Regions from separate parts of the Homo sapiens genome. Here region 1 is linked to region 2. A link is a contact called in ENCODE Hi-C or POLR2A ChIA-PET data. All regions are on one chromosome and are shown on one strand. Each heading gives the region's core, a stretch centred on a gene start or an enhancer-like site at or near the end of the contact. The rest is flanking DNA. Distances are from core to core; before and after follow the strand shown. Region 1 holds the start of GAPLINC (gastric adenocarcinoma associated, positive CD44 regulator, long intergenic non-coding RNA). Region 2 has its middle 30 kb from the start of LINC01895.

The links. Hi-C counts contacts between places; a loop is a spot of excess contacts on that map. ChIA-PET counts read pairs that join two places held with the same protein, here RNA polymerase II (POLR2A). Pooled maps may share reads with other maps.
Region 1: POLR2A ChIA-PET joins it to region 2 with 10 read pairs in activated CD4-positive, alpha-beta T cell. The contact joins the promoter of GAPLINC here to the enhancer-like site in region 2. A Hi-C loop is called at or near these places in 7 of 168 maps with a recorded cell type or tissue (B cell, CD4-positive, alpha-beta T cell, CD8-positive, alpha-beta T cell and 2 more), 8 of 37 single-sample maps with no recorded cell type and 13 of 50 pooled maps. POLR2A ChIA-PET finds 5 or more read pairs at or near these places in 11 of 52 experiments (CD4-positive, alpha-beta T cell, H1, K562 and 8 more).

What each region holds. Positions count from the first base shown.
Region 1 is chr18:3,463,419-3,470,610 of GRCh38, reverse strand. GAPLINC (gastric adenocarcinoma associated, positive CD44 regulator, long intergenic non-coding RNA) reads right to left here and starts at 4,361. Exons shown (of 3, transcript NR_110429.1): 1 at 4,254-4,361; 2 at 3,315-3,484. All of the region lies in intron 2 of LOC105371965 (a long non-coding RNA gene), which reads left to right. RefSeq lists enhancers at 683-1,473, 3,171-3,858.
Region 2 is chr18:3,316,689-3,324,278 of GRCh38, reverse strand. No RefSeq gene overlaps it. Among named protein-coding and RNA genes, the nearest start is that of LINC01895, 30 kb to the left of the region's middle. Within about 2 kb of position 2,663, at least 3 of the 41 ENCODE cell types and tissues checked have a DNase peak (open chromatin) inside an H3K27ac peak, as active enhancers do; they include OCI-LY7 and PC-9, where a contact is called at or near this core.

The DNA.
Region 1 (7,192 bases), core at 3,112-5,611, 140 kb before region 2:
GGCTGGCCTGGCTCCACCCACCAGGCCATGATGCCCCCTCTCTTCCTGCCTCTGTCTCCTCCACCCCTTTCTGTTCACCCTCCCTCTTCTGCCCTGTACCACCCTGGTGTTCTGCTCTCCACCATCTGCCCTGGCATCAGGGGATGCTTCCTCTTCACATCAATTCCTATTACTTCGACTAAAACAAACCCTTAGACCAGACTGTTATTTTCTTTTTCTTTTTTTGGGATGGAGTCTCACTCTGTCTCCCAGGCTGGAGTGCAGTGGTGCGATCTCAGCTTACTGTAACCTCTACCTCCCAGGTTCAAGCGATTCTTCTGCCTCGGCCTCCCGAATAGCTGGTATTACAAGCATAGGCCACCAGGCATAGGCCACCATGCTTGGCTAATTTTTGTATGTTTAGTAGAGATGGGGTTTCATCATGTTGGCAAGGCTGGTCTCAAACTCCTAGCATCAAGTGATCCATCGGTCTTGGCCTCCCAAAGTACTGGGATTGCAGGCATGAGCCAAGCCACCGTGCCTGGCTGACTGTCCTTTTCTCTGGACAGAAATGTCATCCCGAAAGTTTCAAATCACCCTATTGATGGTTTTGCCCAAAGAAACCAATCATTTCATCATTCTGAGATGCCCTCTACTGAACTTTTTATTTGCATTTTCTTCTATGGCAAACCTTTCACCTAGGCTTAGGATGAGAGGTATCTTATGGAACTTTCACTGATTTCAAATAGCCTACACTGTTACTAGATCTATATGTATTATTTATGTCCTTAGAAAGTTAGAGATTTCAGAGGCTAAAGATATCATCTAATCCAACTCTATGCTTTACTGACAAGAAAACTAGCTCAAAGAAGTTAGTTTACTCCTAGCCACCCAGCTAGTATTATGCTGGCCTAGTGTCATAGTTAGGTCTTCTGGAGCTAAGCTCAGTTCTCTTCCTTCTGTATCGGGGGCAGCTTGGGTTACTGCATATCGAAATCACAAAAAGCAGATTGAGGCTTCTTCAGAGTGTTCTACTTACGTGAGCCCAGAGGGAGAAGGAGAAAGCAAATTGGAGGCTCTGAGTGGTTAGCCCTTTAGTAATAAAGAACCGGTGTTGGGCCAGGTGCGGTGGCTCACGCCTGTAATCCCAGCACTTTGGGAGGCCGAGGCGGGTGGATCACAAGGTCAGGAGTTTGAGACCAGCCTGGCCAACATGGTGAAACCCCGTCTCTACTAAAGATACAAAACATTAGCTGGGCGTGGTGGCACACGCCTGTAATCCCAGCTACTCGGGAGGCTGAGGCAGGAGAATCACTTGAACCCAGGAGGTGGAGGTTGCAGTGAGCCGAGATTGCGCCATTGCACTCCAGCCTGGGTGACAGGGAGAGACTCGGTCTCAAAAAAAAAAAAAAAAAAAAAAGACCTGGTGTTGTTTTCTGCATTATAGGAATGATGCCAGTGGTAAAAAAAAAAATCACGCAGCTTGGTTTCAGGGATGATGATGACCTCATCAGCACTACAACAGCCACCACTATCTCCAGCCTACAGCCCCCGCCTGAAGCCCTCACACTACTTCCTTGTATAACATCATAGGAGAGAAGTAAAGACAGCATTAAGGATCGGGGGAAGGGAACTTTACTGCTGCTGTTGTAAGAAACTGGAGAAAGGCAGACGAGAGGTGTGGGAAATAGGCGAGGCCAGGACCCAGCAGGACCACCTCAGAGGCGGACTTGGGGACAGTCACCTCCCAGGCGGCAAGTGGAAACCGGAGTCAGAACCTGAGCCAGGTAGATTTGCTCATCTAAGATCCAACAATAACATGGATTTGTAGGTCAATCAGCTTTGCTCTAAAACTCTAAAGAGGTTCTACATTGTTACCTCATTTAATCCTCAACAACCTTGAAATTTAGGTATCTGTTTTTTTATATAACGAGAGATGAAGAAGCCCAGATTTAGAGATGCCAAATGACTTGAGCAGCTACAGAAGTTCAATTCTCTTTCCCCTGTTTCCTTAGTGTTTTTTTTTTGAGACAAAGTCTCACTGTTGTGCAGGCTGGAGTGCCATGGCACAAATTCAGCTCGCTGCAACCTCCGCCTCCCAGGTACAAGTGATTCTCATTCCTCAGCCTCCTACTGATGCGTAGCTGGAACTACAGGCATGCGATACCATGCCTGGCTAATTTTTGTATTTTTAGTAGAGACAGGGTTTCGCTATGTTGGCCAGGCTGGTCTTGAACTCCTGACCTCAAGTAATCCACCAGCATCAGCCTCCTAGAGTGCTGGAATTACAGATGTCAGTCACCGCGCCCAGCTCCCCAGTGGTTCTAAAATATCTCCCAATGCAATGTAAAAAATGCATCAATTTTTTAAAATTCCAAACATGGGAGTGTAAGACTCTGGAGCAGAGTTAAGGGAAATGTGCCTGGAAAGGGAAATAAAGCCCAAGGGCAAGTATGAACCTGTCATTGAGAGTAAAAAGGATGAGAGGCCAAGGGCAATGGCTCATGCCTATAATCCCAGCACTTTGGGAGGCTGAGGCGGGAGGATCACTTGAGCCCAGGAGTTTGAGACTAGCCCCGGCAACATAGAGAGACCCTGTCTGTACAAAAATTTTTTTTTTGAGACGGAGTTTCGCTTTTGTTGCCCAGGCTGGAGTGCATGATGCGATATCGGCTCACTGCAACCTCTGCCTTCCGGGTTCAAGCAATTCTCCTGCCTCAGTCTCCCGAGTAGCTGAGATCACAGGCACGCACCACCACACCTGGCTGATTTTGTATTTTTAGTAGAGATGGGGTTTCTCTATGTTGGTCAGGCTGGTCTTGAACTCCCGACCTCAGGTGATCCCCATGCCTTGGCCTCCCAAAGTGCTGGGATAACAAGCGTGAGCCACTGCGCCCAGCCTGTACATTTTTTTTTTTTTAAATTAGCCAAGTGTGGTGGTGTGCACCTGTAGTCCCAGCTACTCAGGAGGCTGAGGTGGGAGGATCACTTGAGCCTGGGATGGTGAGGCTGCTGTGAACTATGATTGTCCAGCCTGGACAAGTGAAACCTTGTCTCAAAAAAAAAAAAGGGTAAGAGCTCAACTTTTCGAAAAAATACCCATGCTATCTGACCTACCACCCTGGCTTAGTAAAGGGTACTGCCATTATGTTTCTAGCTCAGAGTTCTCAATCCACTGCCAAAGCCTCAGTTACTATCACCCAAACCTGTTATCCAGGTGTCAACTTCATGGACAGAATATGTTGCACTTAGCAGCTGCATTACGACAACAGAGTTCCCCGGAACTGAATTGTTGTTACTTCCAGCATTAGACGCAGGCATTAATTTACATATACCTGCATACACATCACTGTAAACGTGCCTGAGTCCAGCTTCTCCTTTTGCAGAGAGATTTGATAGCCCCTGGATGTGGATGCAGGGCTTCACACCTGATGCCTGGGATGATCATCCATAACGCACAATGTGGAAAATGCCCTTCCAGGAAACCAGGCTGCTGTGTGTGAACCTAGTGAGCAAGCATAGAAACAGGAAGGCTGAGATTAGAGCCTGCTCTACAGCGTTTTGATGTTTCCTGAGCCACTGCTGAGGCTCTGAGAGCTGATCAAAGGTACCTCTGCAGGCTCAAATTAACACAGAGTTGGTGAATCAGGCCAGCACCTGCCTGCAAATAGCAGCATATTTCACCAAATCAGGTTAATCTTTTCATCAAGGCAGGAGGTGGCAATCCTTTCATAAAACCTTCACAAGTTAAGTTTATTCCTGTTGTACCTTAGCTTTCTGAAGGAAAAGTAATGAATGGCCTGTTCAATTTTCTTCCCTTGGAGGTACGTATTTATTTTAAAGCTGATCTTTACCTCATGGTGTATACCATTGAAGACCTCCAGCCCTAAAGAACTTGCCTTGTTTCAAAAATGGTGGAGGTTTTGGGGTTGAAAGAGAAGAATGGGAAGGCATTGTCATAAATCTTCACTTTCCTTTTAATGCAGGTGGGATTTATAACTTCAAGTATTTGTATAAGAGCAGTACCTCACCTCTGTTTGGGGAAATATAGCTAAAAAGCCATAATTTTTGCAGAGAGAAAGCAGAAAGGCGCAGCACAGAGTAAACTATAGCCACTGGATAGATCTAAAGATTCTAACAGAGCTCAAATAAAAAACAGAAACTAACTTAAAAAAAAAAAAAAAGGTACTAGCCTAAGGCTGCAGGCTCAGAAAACCGATACCTACAAAGGGAAATGAAATGCATCGAATAATAGATTAAGTGTTAATACTTACGCAGAGAAGCTTCAAAACAGATTTCTTGCCTTGGAGGAGTTCATTATTTCAGGCATTGGCTAGTCATAAGACTTAGGAAACCAAGAGGATGTGTCAGATCCTGCAAGTCTCTCCAAGAAGCAGATGTGGTCACAAGGAAATGGAATGGGGGAGGGGAGGGAGGAATTCGAGAGAGCAGAAAAATAAGTTGAGATATTTGGAAAATAGAGCTTGCATATGATTATCTGCCAAAGCAACCCCCAAATTTTTATTGAACAGTATAATAAAAATGGAGACAGTTCCAAGTTGTTTCATTTCGGGGATAGGGTGTGGAAAGAGTGTGAGCAAACAGAATCACCCCATGACTGGGGGCCCCATTACAGCTGGTAACCACAGACAAGCTGAACTTTGAAGAGTGTCAGTTTCCTCAGCTACACAATGGGAATAACACGTCCCATTAGGGTTGTGAGGACTAAATATGTATATGTGGTATTCAACAAATACAATAATAATATAATAGATAATAATTTAATATAAGGTGTTTGATAAGTACATCTTTTCCTTCTCAAATTAATCCAACACTTTCACTTCAATACTGGGTTTACAGATGATACCAGAAAATAACACTATAATGGAAAGAGCTATTGTTATTTATCTATTTGTTTTTGAGATGGAGTCTCATTCTTGCCCAGGCTGGAATGCAGTGGCGTGATCTCCTCTCACTGCAACCTCCGCCTCCCAAGTCCAGGCGATCCTCCTGCTTCAGCCTCCCAAGTAGCTGGGATTACAGGCATGCACCACCATGCTCTGCTAATCTTTGTATTTTTAGTAGAGATGGGGTTTCACCATGTTGGCCAGGCTGGTCTCGAACTCCTAGCCTCAAGTGATCTGCCCACCTTGGCCTCTCAAAGCCCTGGGATTACAGATGTGAGCCATCACGCCTGGCTGGGCTATTTTTTTGTTTAAGTTTCTTACTTTTATTTTTTCAATTAACAAAAGTATATATTTATGGTATACAACATGGTGTTTTGATATGTGTATACATTGTGAAATGACTGAATCAAGCTGTTAATTAGAGAATTTAAAATAAATGATGTTCTAGATTGTGTAGATTTATTGTACAAGCAGGCTAGGGGAAAAAATGTTTTGTTCGTTTTGTTTTGTTTTGTTTTGTTTTGAGACAGAGTCTCGCTCTGTCGCCCAGGCTGGAGTGCAGTGGCGCGATCTCGGCTCACTGCAAGCTCTGCCTCCCAGGTTCACGCCATTCTCCTGCCTCAGCCTCCCGAGTAGCTGGGACTACAGGTGCCCGCTACCACGCCCGGCTAATTTTTTGTATTTTTAGTAGAGATGGGGTTTCACCGTGTTAACCAGGATGGTCTCGATCTCCTGACCTCGTGATCCGCTGGCCTCGGCCTCCCCAAGTGCTGGGATTACAGGCGTGAGCCACAGCACCCGGCCAATGTTTTGGTTTTTTTTTTGAGACAGTGCCTTGCTCTGTTGCCCATGCTGGAGTGCAGTGGCGCAACCACGGCTCACTGCAGCCTCAAACTCCTGGGCTCTAGCAATCCTCCTGCCTCAGCCTCCCAAGTAGTTGGGACTAAAGGTGCACACCACCATGCCTGGCTAATTTTTAATTTTTTTGTAGAGACAAGATCTCGCTATGCTGCCCAGACTGGTAAGCCCCCACGCTCAGCTGGGAAAAGATGTTGACTAATGTAATACACTTGGGCTTTTCACAGAATCATTCAAGTAAATCAAATTTCAAAATGAAAATCAGGCTAGGCACAGTGGCTCACACTTGTAATCCCAGCACTTTGGGAAGCCGAGGCAGAAGGATTGCTTGAGCTCAGGAGTTTGGGACCAGCCTGAGCAACACAGCGAGACTTCATCTCTATAAAATTTTAAAAGCTAGGCCTGGTGGAGCTCACCTGTAGTCCTAGGTACTCAGGAGGCTGAGGCAGGAGGATCATTTGAGCCCAGGAGTTCAAGACTGCAATGAGCTATGACCACATCACTGCATTCCAGCCTGGGTGGCACAGCAAGATCCATTCTCAAAACAATAACCACCACCACCAAAAAATCCCTGAAAATCATTGGAAAGAAATTAAAAGCAATAAAACATTAATAATCAGACTAGGTAACAGTCAAAAAGTTGTTTTGACTTGTTAAACAGGATAATTTTTTAAAAGAGGCATATGTAAAAATTTAAATGTGTACCTTTTGTTGCATTTCAACCTATTTACAGTCTCTGAAAGCCTTATCCTCACATTACAATTTATATGGAGATAATTTATGCCTTTAGAGTATTAAAATATATATTAGCAAAAATTTGAGACAAGATAGGAGAATTGAATTTGTCCTAAGATCATAAGTTAGAATGATCTGATCAAATAAGAATATGTTCAAGTTTCAGTAATTTTCTTTATAAAGAAAATAATTTGGAGGCTGGGCACGGTGGCTCACGCCTGTAATCCCAACACTTTGGGAGGCCAAGGCGGGTGGATCATTTGAGGTCAGGAGGAGTTCAAGACCAGACTAGCCAACATGGTGAAACCCTGTGTCTACTAAAAATACAAAAAAAGAGTGGGACGTGGTGGCACACGCCTGTAATTCCAGCTACTTGGGAGGCTGAGGCAGGAAAGTCACTTGAACCTGGGAGGTGGAGGTTGCAGTGAGCCGAGATTGAGCCACTGCACTCCAGCCTGGGTGACAGAATGAGACCCTGTCTCAGGAAAAAAAAAAAGGAAAATAGTTTGGAATATTTTTAAAAAACAAAACAAGCTGACACTTCCTAGAGTAACAATTTATCTTCTGAAATCCCTCCATGGTTTTATTTTCCTTACCTCTATGTTAAATATTTGTCTATAAATATGTTCCTTCTAAACCTGAGTAAATTTCCATCATTGGATTTGGTTTCCTTTCTAAGTCACCCACAGTGTGCTTCAAAGGTTGCACATTCT
Region 2 (7,590 bases), core at 1,414-3,913:
GGACACCTATGACCTTGTGTAACTGGTGAAATAAATTAGGCAGGACCAACACAAATTTGAAAATAATTCTACCCTCCCCTGTTGGCCCCTGGCTGACCCTGTATTCTTCAGCCTGACTCATCACTTCCCTTTTGTTCGTTTCTAGTCTTCCTCTCCAGCCTCTCCATCTGTCGTTCTCTAACTTCTTCCTTTATTTTTCCTTTTCTCGGTTTCATTGTGATTGTTTTAAAAACCACGTCTATGGCAAATATACCCACAGGTACTTTTTAGAGGGCTTAATGACAGTGTTTATCAGCAGACTCTAGAAATGTGTTCATGACAGATCAATGCTTATTTTTGTGGTTCAAAAGAAAGTTGTAAAAATTTTTAGAAATTATTAGTATTTTCTTGCGGGAATAGTGAAAGTTAGTTGTGTGTGATCATTTTTTAAGCATCAAAGATTGGAAAGTCTGAAATTGTGTTTCAGGTGTGTTCCAACCTACTGACTTTGAATTCATCACTTATTGTTACTGAGGGTCATTTTTCCTTTCTGTAAATATGCACATTTTCACCAACTATTCCCAGGGAAATCTAGGAAGTCAGATGCAAATAGAATATGGTTGATATTCAACAATATTCAGCCTGAAGCAATATCAAGGTAGGGTATGTACTCTGCCCTTCTTGAAGGACTAGCAGTAGCTGTTAGGGTGAATCCTACTGGATCAGTGAGGAAAATCTACAATGAGCTAACCTGAGAAAACTGTGCATGCTTTGTAAAGTATAATCTATTCTTCTGAGTCGTTCTAGGAGCTGCCATATCACAGGACACAATGCAGCCATTGACGTGTGTGTTCTGCTCTCAACTCTATCAGTTAAATTACAGAAGGGCTGGACACGGTGGCTCACACCTGTAATCCCAGCACTTTGGGAGGCTGAGGCGGGCGGATCACGAGGTCACGAGTTTGAGACCAGCCTGACCAACATGGTGAAACCCCTTCTCTACTAAAAATATAAAAATTAGCTGGACGTGGTGGTGCACGCCTGTAATCCCAGCTACTCAGGAGGCTGAGGCAGGAGAATCGCTTGAACCCAGGAGGCGGAGGTTGCAGTGAGCTGAGATTGCGCCATTGCACTCCAGCCTGGGCAAGAAGAGCAAGACTCCGTCTCAAAAAAAAAAAAAAAAAAAAAAATTACAGAAGATGTGCCCACTAGGGGGCACATTTTCTGAAACAAAATAAGGTACTAAAACACAATGCAAATGTCAGGTGAGTCTTGATATTCTTTAGTTGCACAACCAAATCTAGTTAATTGTTAAACTTCCAACGTTATCATATACTAAATTGACAGCTGACAAATGCAAAACAAACCAGTTAAAAATGAAAGAGCCTCTTTGGTAGGCCAAATACAAGAAATAATCAATCTTACATCATTCAATTCTGATCTTAAAATCTGTCACTTGCCACATTTTTATTTATAAGCTACAAAAAATGTTAAAAAATGGATAATGCTCAGTGTTGGAAAGGAGGGACAGAGAAGAGGCGCCCTGCTACATGGTCAGTGGCAGGATAAATTGGCAAACATTTTGGAAGGGTAATTTTACAGTCTTCCAAAATTTAAAACACACATCATTTGACCCAGTAATTCTACTACTGGGAATTTACCTTATGGGATACATTTGCAAAAGTATTAATTAAATGCATACAGAGATGTTCATTAGAACTTTAATTGTAATGAAAAAATTCTGGGCCGGGCACCATGCTCAAGCCTGTAATCCTAGCACTTGGGGAGGTCAAGGTGGGCGGATCACTTGAGGTCAGGAGTTCAAAACCAGCCTGGCCAACATGGTGAAACCCCATCTCTACTAAAAATACAAAAAAAATTAGCCGGATGTGGTGGTGGGCGCCTGTAGTCCCAGCTACTCAGGAGGCTGAGGCAGGAGAATCACTTGAACCTGGGAGGCAGAGGTTGTAGTGAGCCGAGATGGAGCCACCGCACTCCAGCCTGGATGACAGAGCGAGACTCCATCTCAAAAAATAAAAAAAACAGAAAAAATTCTGGAAATAATCAAAACATCCATTAGTAGGAGACTGATTAAATAAATTGTGGCATACAATGAAATAATGTGTTGCTGTTAAAAAGAATGAAATAAATTTACACATTTCACATAAAGACTTCTAAGATATATTATGAAGTGAGAAAAACAGCAAAATTTAGTCAGTATTTAATATATCATTTGCATAAATGTTTTCAAGACTATACACATATATGCTGATATTTGTATAAACAATTCTTGAAGGATAAATAATTACAGACTCTAATTATATTTAAAGAAAAGGGCTGGAAGTTGATGGAGAGGAAGACTTCATTTTATATCATTTTATACTGTTTGGATTTTTTTTTTTTTTTTTTTTGCCATCTATGTATCTTATGTTTTAAAACATCGCCTCTCCCATGGGGAGAGATAACTGCCCAATACATCCATTCAAACAGTTTATAAAACTCAAAATTCTATAGCCTCATAATTCTAGACTTGAGATCTTCTTGTCTCATAAATAAGAAAATTGAGGTTGAGAGCATTCAGATGATTGAGACTTGAAAGTGATTCAGCAAGCTGGTAACAAGCCAAGATGAGGCCAGGTCCTCATCTGACATGGCCCCAGGCCAAGTGACTGACTATTGCACTCCACTATCTTGATTGTGTGGTGTCTGGGAAATTTCTCCAAGTGTGCCTCAAATTTCAATTCATTTAGATCCCAGTATTAGAGAATCATTTCCTGAAAAATGTCATACATTATATGTATTAAGCAATGGCCTCAAAGTTAGTCATTGTTTTTCACTGAATAATTTTGAAGTGGCTTAAATGCATGGGAACTAACAATCCCCTTCAAACTGAGGTTACTGCTGGTGGCCAGACACCCCTCAGATTCATGGGTGATTCAATGCACCTGCAAAGTGCAGTGTAGCATTTCGGTCCACAGTTGTGTTCACGGAACACACGTGTGAGCTGTCAGGCAGCTCAGGGCATTGCATGAAGGTAACTAGAAACACAATTTCCACCTCTTTTTAAACTAGTGTAGTTCAAACCTTCCCTCATTTTTAAGTTCTTTTTTATTGAGGTGTAACTTACATTCAGTAATGTGCCAAGTCCTATGTGTTCAGGTCAATAAATTTTTACAAACACACACACATGTGCACAACCCCCTATAGCCACCACCCAGATCAAACACCCAGGGGGCTTCCTCAGGCCACCTCTTATCAATTTCCCACAAAGGTAACCATTATTCTGGCCTTTAACACCAAAAGTTCATTTTCAAGCCTTCACTATTAAAAAACAACATCAACAACAAAAAACAAGCAACTAATGGCATGGGATCGTAGGCTGGATAAGGAAGGGCAGCCAAGAGTGTTTTAATCAATTTTATTTAAAAAAAAAAAAAGCAAAACTCTGTTACTATCTTTTAACTTATCGTCCTTGCTCACTGTGTTCTTTTAAAATATAACTGTGTGAAAGATCTTAGATTTAATACATCTCTTTTAAAGGAGAATTTTTCTAGACTTCTCTTTTTATGGTTTATTTGTGCCTGAACTTTTGGCATGCTCTAGAGATCAGAGAAAGCCTAACGACGCGGAAGGAGGAACATAATTTCAGAAGGACATTGATTTTCTTTTTTAGTCTTAAGTTCAATTTTCATACCTGTTCTATTTCTCACTGCTTTGACTCTGGACCAACACTTAGCTCTAAATATTCACCAACGTGTGTGCATACTATTGCAGAATATACATATTGAAATATTATTGTTTATTATTTAATGCTTTAGAATAACTGCAGGAAGATTGCATAGTTTCAGCATAGAGATTTCAGGGAGGAAGCAGGTTCTGAAATGGATTTTGTTTAAAGTGTGGGGGTAATTACTCTGGAGTCCCAAAGCAGCAACTTAAAGGATGCTGAAATTGGACCTGAGTGCAAAGGGAGTGTCTGGTATGGAACATCAGTGTACTGGGGGTGGGGGTAGTTCCTGATTGGGTGCAACCCAACCCAGAGTTCAGCATCTGGCCATCAGCTGACCTAATGTGACCCTTCCTACCAAGAGTAGATGCCCTCTGCTTACATCTGTTGGGACTGAGAACACTCCAACACCCTTTCAGCTGTGCTGAAGGAAGCTAACAACTTTCAAGAGGCTGGAGGTGGCAGTGGCAAACCCAGCTCTGTCCCCTACAGACAGTAGCCCTGTACCCTACAGACAGTAACCCTGTCCCCAGACACTTAAAGTCAGAGAGCTAAGACTTCAATAGAAAAGCTTACAAAACAACTGGATGCAATCTTCATGCAGCATCATAGTGAACAGTAAAGATCAGATTCATGGCTGATCCGGTATAAAACTGTAAAAGCACTCTTCTCTATACGTTCAAAACGTGGAAGCAAAACTGATCATTGATATTTATTTAAAACCTTGATTGTCCCGCCATGCCACATACTTTTCCTTTAGACTACTCTCTACAAGTATTTTCTGACGCTATTTAACAACAAATACAAACATACTGAGAGTGGTGAAAGAAAATAGGAGTGCTCTTAATTAGAGGTAAAACCACAAGCTGACACAAAATGATATTTTGCTCTAGAAATGAGAATTAAGAGGTGGGAGACTGATGCTGCTGTCTTTTCAGATGGAGCCCCGGGGGGGCCGTGGCTGGCCTGGAGCTGGGGTGGCAGAGTCTCTCTCCTGGTTTTGCTCTCACAGAGCGTGACATCTCCCTGGAGCAAGGTGGGACCACTGCTGAGCTCACATCAGTCACTGTACTTCCTAGGAAGTTTTCTGATACAACGTCATTTCCTGTAAGTTGGGATTTTTGCACACAGGACAAAACAAAGATGACAGCTCATCTCTCTTGACCCTGGTAGGTATTTAAGTGAAAACCGGAATCAATGATACATTGCCCTGGGATTTATATTTTTCTGGAAAAAGAAAAGAACAATCTCTGCCTACATCTGCATACCCAAAAGATGGATATAAAATGAAAGCCTCCCCTACTCCAAAAGGGAAGCAAAAGAGTGTTAATGAAAATCAAATGACCAAGGTCATTGACCATGTTATAGTACATCTGAGTGATGCAGAGGGGTAGTAGAGGTGATAGGAAACAGACACACACAAAGGGGAAGCTGCAATTTTGTCTTCCTTTCAGGAATGCGGGCAAGAAAGTGAGTAAGCAATATATGACAGTTCTCCGGACCTGTTAGGTTAGTATTATAATCTGGGAGTAGGGGGGAATGTCTACAATGTAAGTGTCTCATTAAAACAAAGAGGAGGGGGCCGGGCATGGTGGCTCATGCCTGTAATCCCAGCACTTTGGGAGGCCGAGGCAGGAGGATCACTTGAGGCCAGGAATTCAAGACCACCCTAGGTAACATAGTGAGACCCCATCTCTACAAAAATTTAAAAAAAACTTAGTCTGGTGTGATGGTGTGTGCCTGTAGTCCTAGTGGGAGAATCAACTGAGTGAGCCCAGGAGTTCAAGGTTATAGTGAGCTACGACTGTGCCAATGCACTCCAGCCTAGGCAACAGAGCAAAACCCAGTCTCTAAGAATAAAAAGTAAATAAATTAAAACAAAGAGGAGGGGAAAGGAAGGATATTTCCATGTGAAATAAAAGAGTATAATTTTGAAAGATATAGTTGCACTTCTTGGCTGGGCACGGTGGCTCACGCCTGTAATCCCAGCACTTTGGGAGGCCAAGGGGGGTGGATCACCTGAGGTCAGGAGTTCAAGACAAGCCTGGCCAACATGGGGAAACCCCGTCTCTACTAAAAATAATAAAATTAGCCAGGTGTGGTGGCGGATGCCTATAATCCCAGCTACTTGGGAGGCTGAGGCAGGAGAATTGCTTAAACCAGGGAGGCAGAGGTTGCAGTGAGCCAAGATGGCACCACTGCACTCCAGCCTGGGCCACAGAGTGAGACTCAGTCTCAAAAAAAAAAAAAAAAAAGAGAGAGAGAGAAATATTTGCACTTCTTTATGGTATTAAGCTGTGCTTAAGCAAGGATATTATTGGTAAGCACTTGATAAATGTCAGCTATAATTACTGGCATATCTCATTTTACTGTACCTTGCTTTATTGTGTTTCACAGGTATTGCACTTTTTACAAATTGAAGGTTTGTGGCAACCCTGCATTGAGCAAGTCTATCTGTTCCATTTTTCCAACAGCGTGTATTCACTTCCTGTCTCTGTGTTACATTTTGGTAATTCTTGTAATATTTCAAATTTTTCATAATGATATGTATTATGACGATCTTTGATGTTACTATTGCAATTTTTTTGGGGTGCCACAAACCACACCCATATAATATGGCAAACGAAATCCATCAATATTGTGTGTTCTGACTTCTCCACCAAATGTGTTACCGAGTGGCCATTCCCTCATCTCTCTCCCTCTCCTCGGGCCTCCCTGTTCCCTGAGGCACAACAATTTTGAAATTAGGCCAATAAATACGCCTACAATGGCCTCTAAGAGTTCAAATGAAAGGAAAAGCACACATCTCTCTCTTTAAATCAAAAGCAAGAAACGATTAAGCTTACTGAGGAAGGCATGTCAAAAACCAACATAGGCTAAAAGCCAGGCCTCTTGTGCTAAACAGCCATGTTGTGAAAGCAAAAACAATGTGAAATGCAAAAGAAGAAAATGTAAAATGCTACTCCAGTCAACACACAAATAATAAGAAAGTGAAACAACCTTATTGCTGATATAGCTAAGGTTTGAGTGGTGTAGATAGAAGATCAAACCAGCCATGACATTCCCTTAAGACAAAGCCTAATCCAGAGGAAGCCCCTAACTCTCTTCAATTCTATGAAGGCTCAGAGAGGTGAGGAAGCTACAGAAGAAAAGTTAGAAGCCAGCAGAAGTTGCTTCAAGAGGTTTAAGGAAAGAGGGCATCACCATAGCATGAAAGTGCAAGATGAATCCCAAGCGCTGATGGAGAAGCTGCAGCAACTTATCCACAAGATCTAGCTAAGATAATTGATGAAGGTGGGTACACTCAACAGTAGATTTTAAATGTAGACAAAACAGCCTTCTGTTGGAAGAAGATGCCATCTAGGTCTTTCATAGCTAGAGAGAAGTCAAGGCCTGGCTTCAAAGCTTCGAAGAACAAGCCGACTCTCTTGTTAGGGGCTAAGGCAGCTGGTGACTTTAAGTTGAAGCTAGTGTTCATTTACCTTTCTGAAAATCCCAGGGCTCCTAAGAATTATGCTAAGTCTACTCTTCCCACACCCCCTAAATGAAACAACAAAGCCTGGATGACAGTATATCTCTTTTTCTTTCTTTCTTTCTTTTCTTTTTTTTTTTGAGACAGAGTCTTGCTCTGTTGCCCAGGCTGTAGTGCAGTAGTGCAATTTCAGCTCACTGCAACCTCTGCCTCCTGAGTTCCAGCAATTCTCCTGCCTCAGTCTCCCAAGTAGCTGGGATTACAGGTGCCTGCCACCACGCCTGGCTAATTTTTATATTTTTAGTAGAGATAGGGCTTCACCATGTTGGTCAGGCTGGTCTCAAACTCCTGATCTCAAGTGATCCGCCTTCCTCGGCCTCCCAAAGTGCTAGGATTACAGGTGTGAGCCACC